Regions from separate parts of the Mus musculus genome. Here region 2 is linked to region 1. Evidence: chromatin loops called from intact Hi-C (ENCODE). Cell type or tissue: left cerebral cortex. All regions are shown on one strand. Links, peaks and the distances in the headings refer to the core of each region. The heading gives the core; the rest is flanking DNA.

What was found. A loop is a pair of places that touch in the nucleus more often than their neighbours do. Peaks named below come from ENCODE experiments on the same cell type or tissue, not always from the same donor. Only the 100,000 strongest peaks of a DNase experiment are listed, where the experiment ranks them.
Region 2: it touches region 1 in a loop (4-fold over the local background); 19 of 42 quality-filtered maps call a loop at or near these places.

What each region holds. Positions count from the first base shown.
Region 1 is chr9:50,524,900-50,531,168 of GRCm38, forward strand. Pts (6-pyruvoyl-tetrahydropterin synthase) reads right to left here and starts at 3,757. Exons shown (of 6, transcript NM_011220.3): 1 at 3,658-3,757; 2 at 1,971-2,050; 3 at 363-385. The coding sequence starts at 3,737. In left cerebral cortex, for the core only: CTCF peaks have their summits at 3,508 (motif pointing left) and 3,899 (motif pointing left); DNase peaks (open chromatin) are centred at 3,548 and 3,824; H3K4me3 peaks cover 821 bases; H3K27ac peaks cover 775 bases.
Region 2 is chr9:50,317,488-50,323,756 of GRCm38, forward strand. No RefSeq gene overlaps it. Among named protein-coding and RNA genes, the nearest start is that of Gm39336, 19 kb to the left of the region's middle. In left cerebral cortex, for the core only: a CTCF peak has its summit at 3,445 (motif pointing left); a DNase peak (open chromatin) is centred at 3,469.

The sequences.
Region 1 (6,269 bases), core at 760-5,759:
TGGAGGTCAAAGCCTTTCTTGGCAACACAGGAAGTTCAAGGGCAGCCTTGAACATGAGACCCTGTCTAAATGTAAAATAAACTTCACGAGTTAGTAAAGGCTGTACAACATGCAGACTGACCACATTCCCTCACCCTAGAGACACTTCTTATTCTGGGTACAGAAATGCCATGTCCCGGCAACACCCTTTCCACTGGATGGCTCTTCTCCCCATGCACACATAACAGCCAGGCTTGGCAAGGCGGCAGCTCACCACACAGCCATGAAGCAACTGAAACACAAGCTTTCAACACAGACTTCACCAGTGTCTGGAAGGTGGCCCCACGATCTGAACAAATTCACAGCCCCTTTCCAGCACGTACCTCTCCATGGACTGTCACCACAACTGTGAGAAAGAAAACAAAAAATACCAACAAAACATGACTTTCAACAGATTAGCGCAAGTTAGCGACAGAAACATAGATCTACGGTCCCCAAGGCTATACTTCAACTTTTCTCCAAATAGGTATTCTTTTCATTAAGATCTTTTTATCGGTCAATGAAGACTCAGCTCTGACAGAGGAGCTTGGAGGAAGCTTTGGCTGAGCAGAGAAAATTAGCAAATCCAAAAAGGAGTGAAGCTTTCCTGCTTATAAGGCTGCCATCACTGGGAGGAGGGAGATGCCGCTCAGTCTCTGCCTGTAAAGTGGGAAATGCGCATGCGCATCCAGCTATGTAGCAAACTGACCCACCTCCTCTGCAGGCAAAACCAGTCGTCGTTCACTGTCAGCTCATAAAACAGCGGGTAGTCACCTGATGTGCTTGAAAACTGGTCAGCACCTTTATAAGTTTGGACTTTTTCCCTTCCACACACACACCACTGGGTATTTCATTGTGAGTAAGCACACTGAGGCTAAGAGGTAACAGGAAATGAGAGTCAGGAGCTAAACCACAAACTCTGATCTCTCCAAGCCTTCTGTAACCCTGTCTCACCATACACCACTCCACTCCAGGGCTTAGGAGGCCTGTTCTGAGAATCATGTCCCTTCTCCTCCCACAAATCACTTTCTTAGGATACTACCAGAAAAGTTTTATATACAAACTCCTGGGGGCCGATGAGATGGCTCAGCGGGTAAGAGCACTGACTGCTCTCCCAAAGGTCCTGAGTTCAAATCCCAGCAACCACATGGTGGCTCATAACCACTTGTAAGGAGATCTGACCCCCTCTTCTGGTGCATCTGAAGTCAGCTACAGTGTACTTATGTATAATAATAAATAAATCTTTGGACCAGAGTATGCAGGGACTGAGCGAGCAGGGCTGACCAGAGCGAGCAGGGTTGACCTGAATGAGCAGAGGGTCCTAAAAGTTCAATTCCCAACAACCACATGAAGGCTCACAACCATCTGTACAGCTACAATGTACTCACATACATAAAATAAATCAATAAATCATTTTTAGAAAGCCCCCTTTTCTGCAATAGAATGCACCCTAAGTAATTTACGTTTCATTAGCCAGTATTTACTCAAAATAATTGCTTTTTATTTTACTATGAAGTTTTACATTTTAGCTAATACATAAAATATAAAAAGTCTACATATAAAGGGGCACTATTTGATGTTTCAATTCATATATACATGGTATCATGTTTAAATCAGGTTAAACATACCTGTGTCCTCAAACATTCACTATAATCAAATTTTAACATTAGTTTTAGCCCAACATAATTAAAAGGAAACAGCGAATGGCAGTTTTATTATGCATTTGAATGTCAAAGAAAATGCTTTAACTCATTTTGTTGTTGTTTTCTACTGTCTTTAACATGGTAGACAATTGTGAGGTAAACCAGAACACCCATCCAACCAAGACAATGACTCTGTCTTGAATTTCCACTGAAGGGCTCAGAGCCCTGACCCTGTCCCGGAAGCGTCTGGCTCCCAGCCCCCTCGTCCTTCTTCCCAACAGGCTAGGAGGGAATGTGCCCCTCCCTCACCTTTATAGTTGTGCCCGTGGCCATTCGGATTGTTGCATTTCCCAAACACTCTTAAGTTCTCTTCATCGCTCAGAGATGGGCTGACAGGAGAAAGATAGAGGTCAGCCCGAAGTTCAGACGTCCAGAAAACTCTACAATTTCATGTCACTGTAGATGATCAACTGGTTAGATCGCTTGCATATCATGATCCCCGTTTCTATCAAGAACCAACACTCCACTCTCTAATTAAACTAGATTACCACATAAATCATCCAAGACCTTCATCTCAACCCACTTAGTCCACAGTAAGATGTCAACAACTCTGCCCATAGTCAGCACTGTCTCTCCTGCCCTCTCTCTGTCGAGGTCTCCTCTATCCCTGGCTGGCCTCAAACTCACTAGGTAACTTAGCACGACTTCCAACTTCTGACCCTCTTGCCTCCACCTCCCAAGTCCTGAGATCTATGTAAGCAGGCACTGTGTAGTCAAGCACTCTACCTACTGTGCTACATCCCGGCTCCACCTTCCAATTCAACAAGCCCTGAGTATTAGCTATGGGATAAGAGATGAAGCAAGGAGCAGTGATAAGCACGAAGACATACATATCCTCCAGCGGCTTAAAAACGTCATTCCTCCTGACAAATAATGACCTCAGGCTCTTCTTTTCACAATCTTGCCCTCCTCTGCCTCAGCAGTTGCCTAGTGGAAACCTTACCAATGTGTTCCAGGACACTCAAGTCAGGTGAAACTTTAAACTTACTACACATGGCTGTCATTCCAGACAGAAAACAATTAGCTTAATGAATCTGTATCAGTCAACTTATCTGTGCATCCTTACTAACCTTGTGTGTAAGCTTCCTATTATAAAAATCCCTTTTGAGAGGCCGGAAGGATGGCTTAGCAGTTAAGAGTGCTTACTGCTACTGCAGAAGACCAGGGTTCAGGTCCCAGCCCACCCACGTGACAGCTCAGAAGCCTGTAACTCCAGTTTCAAGGAATCCTCTTTTGGCTTCCACAGACTCTTTCGTGCAAGCTGTGCACACAGCACACAAGCACACACAAACACAACTTTTTATTTAAATTCTTTAAACTCTTTCTTATCCCCTTCACTCTCTCCTACTGCGCACTTAGAGCAGTACAGCTCACAAGACTTTTGAAGAAAATTCTCACTGTACCCAACTTGACCACACGGAGGGGTGGGGGTAGAGGGATGACAAGTGTCAGCTGTTCCCTATGACAACCCTGTTGTTAGAAAAGGCCGTTCTCTGATGATGACATGCAGATCCAAAGAGCAAACCTTCAAGTGAGTAACGAAGCTCCCTTTGAAACCAACTCTCAGGTGCGGTCTTGTTTCTCTGGGATTCAATTCCCGACTGTGTTGCTCCTTTGGAAAGTATCAAGGCTGGTTTTACTTTTTTGGTAAAAGGGGGATGAAAACTACCTTGGGTTGCACCCGGTAGCCCATGCTCCTGTCATTGTACCTCTGGATGTGGGCAACCTCTGGAGGGAAACTCTCCAGAGTGGATCCTCCGGGATCGGAGCTATACCGCCCTCTCCCGGGTGAGTGCCGGTAGTGCAGCTCCGCACCTTCACCATTTCCTCTTCGGCCCGCCCCAGCTCGGCTCTAACCCACGCGCGTGGCCACGCCCCCCAGGGACATAGCGGGACAAGACCCGCGCGTGCGGTGACACACGTGGGCACACCCCACCTGTGCAGCCGGTGGCTCGCGCTGAAGGACACGAGGCGCGACAGTCGCGCGCGGCGACGAAGGTCACCCGCCGCGCTCATGGTCTTCGGACCGAAGACTCACAAGCTAGCGGTTCCGGCTTCCGGGACCGAGGCCAGTCCCGCCCCCGCGGCTGCGCAGTGCAAACTCGGCCCTCCCTGCCGAAAGCACTCCTGGGAGTGGTTTCGACTCGCGGCACCCTTCGGCCGACTTGGAGGCAAACACTAGCGCCCCCTGCTGTTCAGTCTTCGCTAGGCAGTCAGAAATACCTGGGGCCAGTGGGTGGGTGAGAAGCCAGAGGCCTGGATTTTTAAATTGCCAGGTTAGTTTGTGTCTTCTTCTTTCGCTTCATTTTTGACAGTCCTGGGTTTGACAAATCCAATGTCTGGGTGCCCTTATCAGATGTTCTCCAGCCCGGTACCACATTGAAAGTGTCCTTAACCAAAAAGAAACCCCAGCTAAGGATGGCAATGCACTGTCATTAGAGTTACCCTGCAGGCTGAAGCTGGGGCATTGATTTTAGGAGTCCCGATCTGTTCTAGGCAACATAGTAAAACACTAGCTTAAGTGGAAAATAAAGGAAAATTTTGACATCTCAATATCCAAGTGAGAGAATGTCATACAAAGAGACTTCCTCAAACCAGAGACAGCCAGAAAACAGATTCACCGTTCAGAGCCCTCAGAAGGAATACGCTGTTCCTGGTTTTAGATTCCTGGCTTTCAGAGTTTTTGAAATGGAAAGGTATTCCAGTGTAATCCCAACCGCTCTTGTGCAACATTTGCTGGTTCTGTGTTTAGATATTTGTCTCAGAAGGTTAGCTTCTATTAAATGTTGTCAGTCAGAGATGGCATATATCAGTGATCCCAGCACTGAGGCTGAAGCAGGAGGGTGACAAGCTCAAGGTCCGTCTCAAAAGGATAAAATCCTATACATAATTCAAATGGACACCTTTGGCAAGGCAGCCCCCACATCACCCATCCATTAATTAAATTTTAAAAACTAAATTAAAAAAAATGTTTACCCAAGTATCTTTGGCTGTCCTGGAACTTGGTCTGTAGACCAGACTGGCTTGGAACTCACCTGCCTCTGCCCCTCTGCCTCACAAATGCTCGGATTAAGGGCCTGCATTACCACCACAGTTAAGACCTTAATCCCAGATGCTTTAAGTATTAGACACATGTACTTCAGAACAACAAAATGGTCCCTGTTATCTGAAAATTCAGTTTAATGGGGGCAGTCCAACAAATAATATGTCAAGTGAAAAATTACCATTTCTGTGTCAGAGAGTAAAAGAAAGCTTCCAAGAGCAAATTAGTCTGAGATGGGTTTTAAGGAGTCCAACAGATGGGTAAATAGAAAATCCCAAGAGGAAAGAGTTTAAGCAAAGGAAATGTGGAAACGTAGCTTGCTTAATGCACAGTGACAAATTCTTGGCTACCTTGGGGTGCATGCAAAACGGAGGAGAGTGTATTGGAAATATTGACTGAAGACCAAGTAGTGGAAGAATTGTAAATGTCTTTCTACATATAACGGAAAAGAGACCCTGCCTTTCCCCTCCCATCTAGTTTTTCTCCAAGAGAAAGGAATTCCCAACTGTTAAAATAACATTTTCAGGCATAATGGAGTCTTGCTTGCCCAGATAAGTGTGGCCTACTCTCTGGTGCTATGCACACAGGAAGGAAAGGAGGAGAAGGAAGAAGAAGAGGAGGAAGAGGAGGAGGAAGAAGAAGAGGAGGAGGAGGAAGAGGAGGAGGAGGAAGCCAATCCTGGCCATCTTACATTCCGTTCTGCATCTTGCTTTCTTGTTGTAGGCTGAGCCAGGAGCAGGCCCTCTCATTCTCCTTTTCCTCTCACTTATGCACTGAGTACCACTGCTGTGTTGAGATAAAGTGAAGGTTCATGTGCAGGAAAGAGATGCATTCAGGTATGCGTGCTTCTCAGAAGTTAGAACCCATCGGGCCTGCATGTCTAGACAAGCTATGTTAAACCTCCATGTTTGATCTGAGGAAATACATGGGGTGCTTTTTCCCCATAGACATCTGCGAACATCCAGAGACTTATCCTCTCAAGGTGACTGGCTTCCGTGCTCCCACATCTGTAATCTTAGCTCTGTCTATGCATCACACTCTGCCTCTCACAAAACCACACACAGGACTTAGCCCTATAAGTTACTGTCACCGTGCAAACCTCTACACAAGACATTTATGTGTAAGGTACACTTCCCTGAAGAGGAAAGGGTTAATGGGATTTAGAATAATCCCTTCAGACATCTGTAGAAGAAACTGACATTCCAGGACAGCATGATCCAGGACTGTGTGGCAAATTAGCCCATGTCCCAAATCACATCTTGGAAGACTTCCAGAAACATGAGCAGACAGAAGGACCCTGGGCAGTTTGGCTGGTCCGAGATTAAATCTCAGCCAAGGGGTAACAGAAAGGAAAAGGAAAAAGGCCTTTGGGGGGTAGGGGAGGCTGCAGTTTACCTGAATGCTGTTAGTAAAATGTGAGACTTAGAAATGTGAAGATTGTGTGGTCTCTTCTGCCACCTGCTGCACAAGTAAAGAAAGAACCTCTTGCTTTCCAGCGGTCTTCT
Region 2 (6,269 bases), core at 835-5,834, 210 kb before region 1:
GAGCCGTCCCATCACCCAATTTGTAAGAAAACAGACAGTCAGGCTGCCTTTCTTGGCTTCTCACTGCTATGCCTCCCCTAGTATTGAGAGTGACGAAGAGGAGGTGAGGATTCTGCAGGCAATGTTCCTTGGGACTGTGATGCCCTTTTACAATATCCAGTGTCCCCTTTGCATCCAGAGAAAGCCCAAGAAATCTGCTCTGCAGAAAAAGAACATACCCTGTTGTCATGGAATTTCACTTGCCTACAAGTCCCCTCTCAGGGCTTCCCGTAAGTAGGCTTGTCACTCAGGATTCAAGCACCACCTTATTCTCTGAGGTATTTTAGCTTCAATTAGACTCTGTGTTTACTGTTTTATAACCTCAGGGGGTTAGCTTCCCACAGACGTGTTTAGCTGGAGCACAGGATTTTTCTTTTGTTTTTGTTTTTGTTTTAAATCAAGTTCATTTTTAAAAAGCAAATGAAAATACTCAGACAAAGCTGGGCATGGTGGCTCACACCTGTAATCCCAGGACTCAGGGGGCTGAAGATGGAGGATTGGTTCAAATTTGAGCCTAGCCTGGATTATATATGAGTTGCATGCCAACCTGGTCTAGAGAGTGAGATCCTGCCCAAATCTGACAGACAGACAGACACACACACACAGACACACACACACACACACACACACACACACACACACATCACACTTCAAAAGCCCCCAACAAAGTCAACCCTAAAGCTAAAATTTTAAAAGAAACACAACCCATGTACATTGAATAAATTGCTTCTGTCAGTTTGCCCTTGCATTTGAACTCTGCAGTTAGAATCATTTGGGGCTGTAGACTTCTGACTACTTATTATTTCACCTGAAGATGGACAGCCTCTGGGCCAAGAAGCCTAAGCAGGTTGCTCAAGTATACACACTAAATGTTAAGGCTGGGATTTTAACCCTCCTCCTTAGGAAACAGACCCTCTAGTTTTCTTTTATTTCACCTGAAGCATGGAGGCTCTCATAGGTAGAAACTCAATATGTGATAGTCTTCTGAAAGCCAAAAACCACACCTTTACCTGTTGAATAATTTTAATCCACAGTAGAATGAAATGAAGCAGCCACCTTCCCCAGAAATCATATTTCAAAGTGGTGTGGTAAGTTCTTTCTTACCTTTCTCTTGCCCTTGCTGTTGAGTTGTGATGGACTGCACTTGGTCTTCTTGAAGGTTCTGTCTTTGAATTTGTCTTCCAGAATACCCATACAAAATAGACATAAAGCTTAGTTACAAAAACCCACACCGTAATGGACAGCACCAGTGACTGAAAGGGTCAGGACAAGGACTAAGGAGGCCTCAAGGGCCCACCCCATAGTGAGCAGTCACCATGAACCAAACACAGTGCCACCAGATTGAATTCATGTTCATATAGAGTTGTGGGGGGGGGGGGTTGTTTTTGAAAGCGTATTCAGGCATCCATTACATACTGTGAGTAATAAAAGAGAATAGCTTCCTGAGTGGTTTTGCTCATGAACCTAATTTCTCACAGGCTGTGGAAGGGTCCATTAGTCCTAAAGGTCTCGTCAATCTGTGGAGATAATGGAGTGGCCACCTGGGAACCTTGGTGGGCTTAAGAGTCCAGCTGTATCTTGCCTTGTTACGTTTTAGGGAGTGTATCAGTTATCCTTCCTAATGACTTGGATATCATATATGGGGACCTGTTCCTCATGTTGCTACTTCCTTGAAAATCCAGATGAATGTATAATACTATTTGTTGAGTGACTGCTTTCTGCTCATCTTTGCAGCATCCTTGTGAGCTATATTATCCTTCTTCTTCCAGTGGAGAAACTGAGACAGATAGATGTGGGCATGCATGTGAGCATCCAAGTCTCTTAGGAAGTACCATACTGGACTCTGGATTATTGCACAGCAAGCATCAACTGGCTGGTCTCCCCTGAACTCCTTAAGTTGCTTTCATCAGGTGCTCTGTAAGCAGCATTGAGAACAGTCACTAATACACTCATCTTTGGCAGAGGAAATGAAATGAGTGTGGTGATTAGGAGTCGGCAATTGAGTAAGCCATCAGTAGAGTGTAGATGATCGATAGGCTGCCTGCTAATGCATCCAGCGCTCACAAGCTTGGCTCTGGTGCCCTGGCTCTTCGCATTGCATCCAGCGCATCCCCAGACAAACAGATAGTGCCTGTGGCTGCCCTCCACAGTGAAGGTCCAACCTACCCTGCCTTCCCAGCTGGCACCTCTTGGCTCCTGCCCCATCCCCAATCAAAACCAATTTCCACTGGTTCTGAACACTCATGAGGGAGCAGTGCTAATCTGAAAAAATTAATTCAAGCTAATGCAAATTATATCTTAATATGTTACCCTTACAGGCAACATTTACATTTTTTAAAGTAGCTTCAGTTCCTTAAATCTAAATGACTGAGTGCTATGGGAACAGCAAGCCTCATGGCAGACAGCTAGGGAAGATAGCAAGCAATAGCAGCACCTGTCTGGGGCCCTGGGAGGTCAGTCATGGAAGGTCCCATCTGCTCCTCCTGATCTTCAGATGTCTCTAGAGCCCAGAGGTACCAATGTCAAAGCTTTGGCTAATACCAAGAAATTTCTATATTGAAAAAATACGCTTTAATACATTTGACTATTGCCTCTACTCTAATATATGCAGATGAGATTCTTCTGTGCAATCAAAATAAATCTATGCTGTTGCTTTGCTTAATTTTCTCTCCTGTGCTAGAGAATTGAGTTCCCTGAGGGTGGCAGAAGAGAGAAGAGGAAGCACCTGCCCATCATCAGCCCAGGAGAGCCATGGAGACTGGTAGGCCTGCCCAGTTTGCTGAAGGTCTTCTTGTGAAGCTATGACCAGCAGACAAGAAGGTATCAGACAAAATGGGCTTTAGCCACCCCTTCGCTCCTGAAGAAGTAGAAAGAAAGACAACGATTGTAGAGAGCCCAGCTCCAGAGACCACAAGATGGTTCAGTAGGTAAGGGTGCTTGCTGCCAAGCCTAACAGTTGAGTTAAATCTCAAGGCACCACATGGTGGGAGGAGAGAACTAACCCTAGCAAGCTTTTCTCTGACCTCCCTATGTGTACTTTGGCATATGGGTGCCCACAGACATATGAATGAATGAATGAATGAATGAATGAATGAATGAATGAAAAATAGGGGACCCAGCTACAAAAACCAATTCTCCAGAATCCCATTTCACCAGAGGCTCTGGGGGAGGATAATACTTGAGTCTGTGCAGTCAAGAACCCAATCCTGCTAACAGGAGCCTGAATGTAAAAATGGTAGTTGCCTCCCCACTCACACCTCTTACACCCCCCCCCCCACATACACACACTCACTTTCCACACACATTACTTCTCTAAATTCTGTAAGCTTTCCTTGGTCTGTGAATAAAAAAAAAAAAATCCAATCCACCCTTCTGTTTTTCTCAGGAGCTCCACACTGCCCTCTGATGCCCATTTCTTCCAGAATGGAGAAAAACTGACTCCCTTAGTTCTTTAACTAAAGGAACCAGCAGAAGTCCCTATGAGATTGATCCATCCTACAAGCAGCTTCACCCTTTACTTGTGGGATCCAGGACACACCGTCTGGCTAGACACAAAACCAACAGTCATTAGAACTTGTCTATCTTGGGTATTGTCCTAGTGCCTAGCCTTTCCCTGGGAGAACAAGGCAGAGCTGCCTCTGGCTCTCCACTCGATGTCTATTGCCCGTTTCCCATTCAGAGCCAGTCATCTGTTCCTTCCACAAACACAGAGTTTCCCAGAGTTAATCTTCCCCTAAATGTCTTTATGCTTGTGAAGCTTCATTATAGCCATCTCAACCTTCCAGCAGATGCTACTCTGTGTATATGCAGCTTAAATCACACACATGTGCGCACATGTGCACAAGCACACACACACACCAACCACTCATACTATGCTATTATCTTTCTATCTCTCATTAGTCTAGGGACCCTTTCAGCATGCCTTGTCTACTTTCTATTTCAAATTAGTTTAACACACCCCACAGGTTCCCTCCAGTGCTTGGGTGCTATGAAGGCTGCCTCCCCTGAACACTCCTTGGGGATGTCTGGATTTCCAAGTCTTGCTTTGCAGTGCTCAGACACTCACCTTTTCTTGGACTCCTTTCCTGCTCTCAGAAACTCCCCAAGATGCAATGCAGCACACTGCTCCCTGGAATATAGACACACATTCTTTTCCCACCATGTACAAAATCCAAACTCTCTTTGTCTGGATTCCTAGGGTCACAGGTGAGGCCACAAGTTCAACTGGGGAAGAGATCACATACATCTTGCATTCCCTCCTTTTCCTGGAAATAGAAATTAAAGCATGAACATCTGTTTTTAAGCAGATCAGTCTCCAAGCTGTGAATCACAGAATGTTCTAAGAGCATCTAAACTGCAGCTAAATGTTCAAGGACACCTCAAATAGGTACCCAGGGATGTCTCTTGATCTTTCTTCACTCACAAGGTATCACTCCTGTCTAACAGTGGGGCAAAAGCAGAAGAAAATAAAGCCACACTGACCAGAGAGGCAAGGAGCCATAGAGGCTGATGACCCAGATAAGGTTGGTGGTGATAACCTTAAGGTTGCCTGTGGACAGCCCAAGGGTAGGCTGTCTGCAGCATGAGAAGGCACAGCTACAGTCAGCTACAGCTCATGGAGCTAAGCAATGTCCAGAAACACGGTGATTGGCTCGGATCAAATGTGAAGCCAACACTGGGAAGTCCTAGAGCTTCTGACTTCAGACCCAAAAACTGGTGGGACCTGAAGTGAATGGAGTCTGAGTGTTGTCACAGGAGGGCTCTGGTGACAGTCTGAGACTCCTACCAGGAAGTGTGTTGGGATATGCCATGTGTGAAGAGGGAATGCCTAAACTCACTACCAAATAAAACTTAGTGATTCCCCTAGCATGGATTATTTAACTACAATGATTTTCTAATCAATATACGAGCTACCAATAAAGCTGTAGACATAATCTAATATCACATTTCATTCCATCTGTTACTTACAGAAGAAGAGAATCTTTAAAAATTCTACATAATTTTATGTTCAAATTCTCTTTAACATGTAAAAGATATAAAAAATATGGTATGGGCATATAGGAATTCAGAAAATATACTTCCTCATGTCCCATTCCTTTAAAAAAAAAACTTCAATTATATAAAGCTATATAAAGGAGCTAAGGAGTTGCTGGAATGCTACATATTGACTACTGAGTTCTGCTAAATATAGATCTGTAAAAGTGTCTTTTATCTGTCAGATGTAATTGTCATCTTGGAGGCTTACTGCAGAAGAATAAGTTCAGCTGTTTTAGCTCTTTTTGAATTCTGGCTGGCTGGATAAACTCAGGTGTTCCTGTGCAAACTCCCCTCCAAGCTGACTGATCCAAACTGGCTTCTTCCAGCTTCTGACTAAATTGCTCTGCTTGGCCTTAAACTAACTCTGGCAATATGTCTTCTGGTTCCTTCTCATTCTCTGGCTCATTCTGTCTTTACCTGCAACCTGTCTCTGTAAAAATGGTCCAGTAAAACCTCTCTCTCTCTCTCTCTCTCTTTCTCTCTCTCTCTCTCTCTCTCTCTCTCTCTCTCTCTCTCTCTCTCTCTCCCTCTTTCTCTGTTTCCTGTGATGTTCTCATGAGAATTGGGTATATCCTATCTCTGACTTATTCTGTCATCTTTCTCTGATTCCTCACTTTTTCTGACCCTCAATGAGATGTCACTTTTAAATGTGACTGCTTGTTTCCAAAAACTAACTTACCTACATTGAGATTAAAGGTACTAAGGGTGTGTGTGTGTGTGTGTGTGTGTGTGTGTGTGTGTGTGTGTGAGTGTGTGTGTGTATTCCAGTGAGAGGGATTAAAGATGTGTCATTCGAGTTGGATCACACAGATCTAGAAGGTCTTTGGATGTGATTTCTTGCCAGCGTAGCCATGTTGGTGGATTAAAATTCCTCTACATAGATCTAAACAATTGGTGTAAATGTCATTGCAAACAAATTTAAATGTCAGAGCAAAGACTTGAAAGAGAATCTATATAACATAAGTATAATGTTTTAAAATCAACATCCTTGTTTATACTAAATAAGGTGGTAATTTGGGACAGTAAGAAGAAAACAATGTTGTCTGTGGAAGAAAGTATACTTATGTCAGATTTACTTTCTAATATACCATATGCCCTGGTTACCCTTAACTAACAACTTGACACAGCTTAGAGTCATCCAAGAGAGAAGCCTCAACTAAGCAATTTCCTAGATCAAGTTGGCATGTATCAAT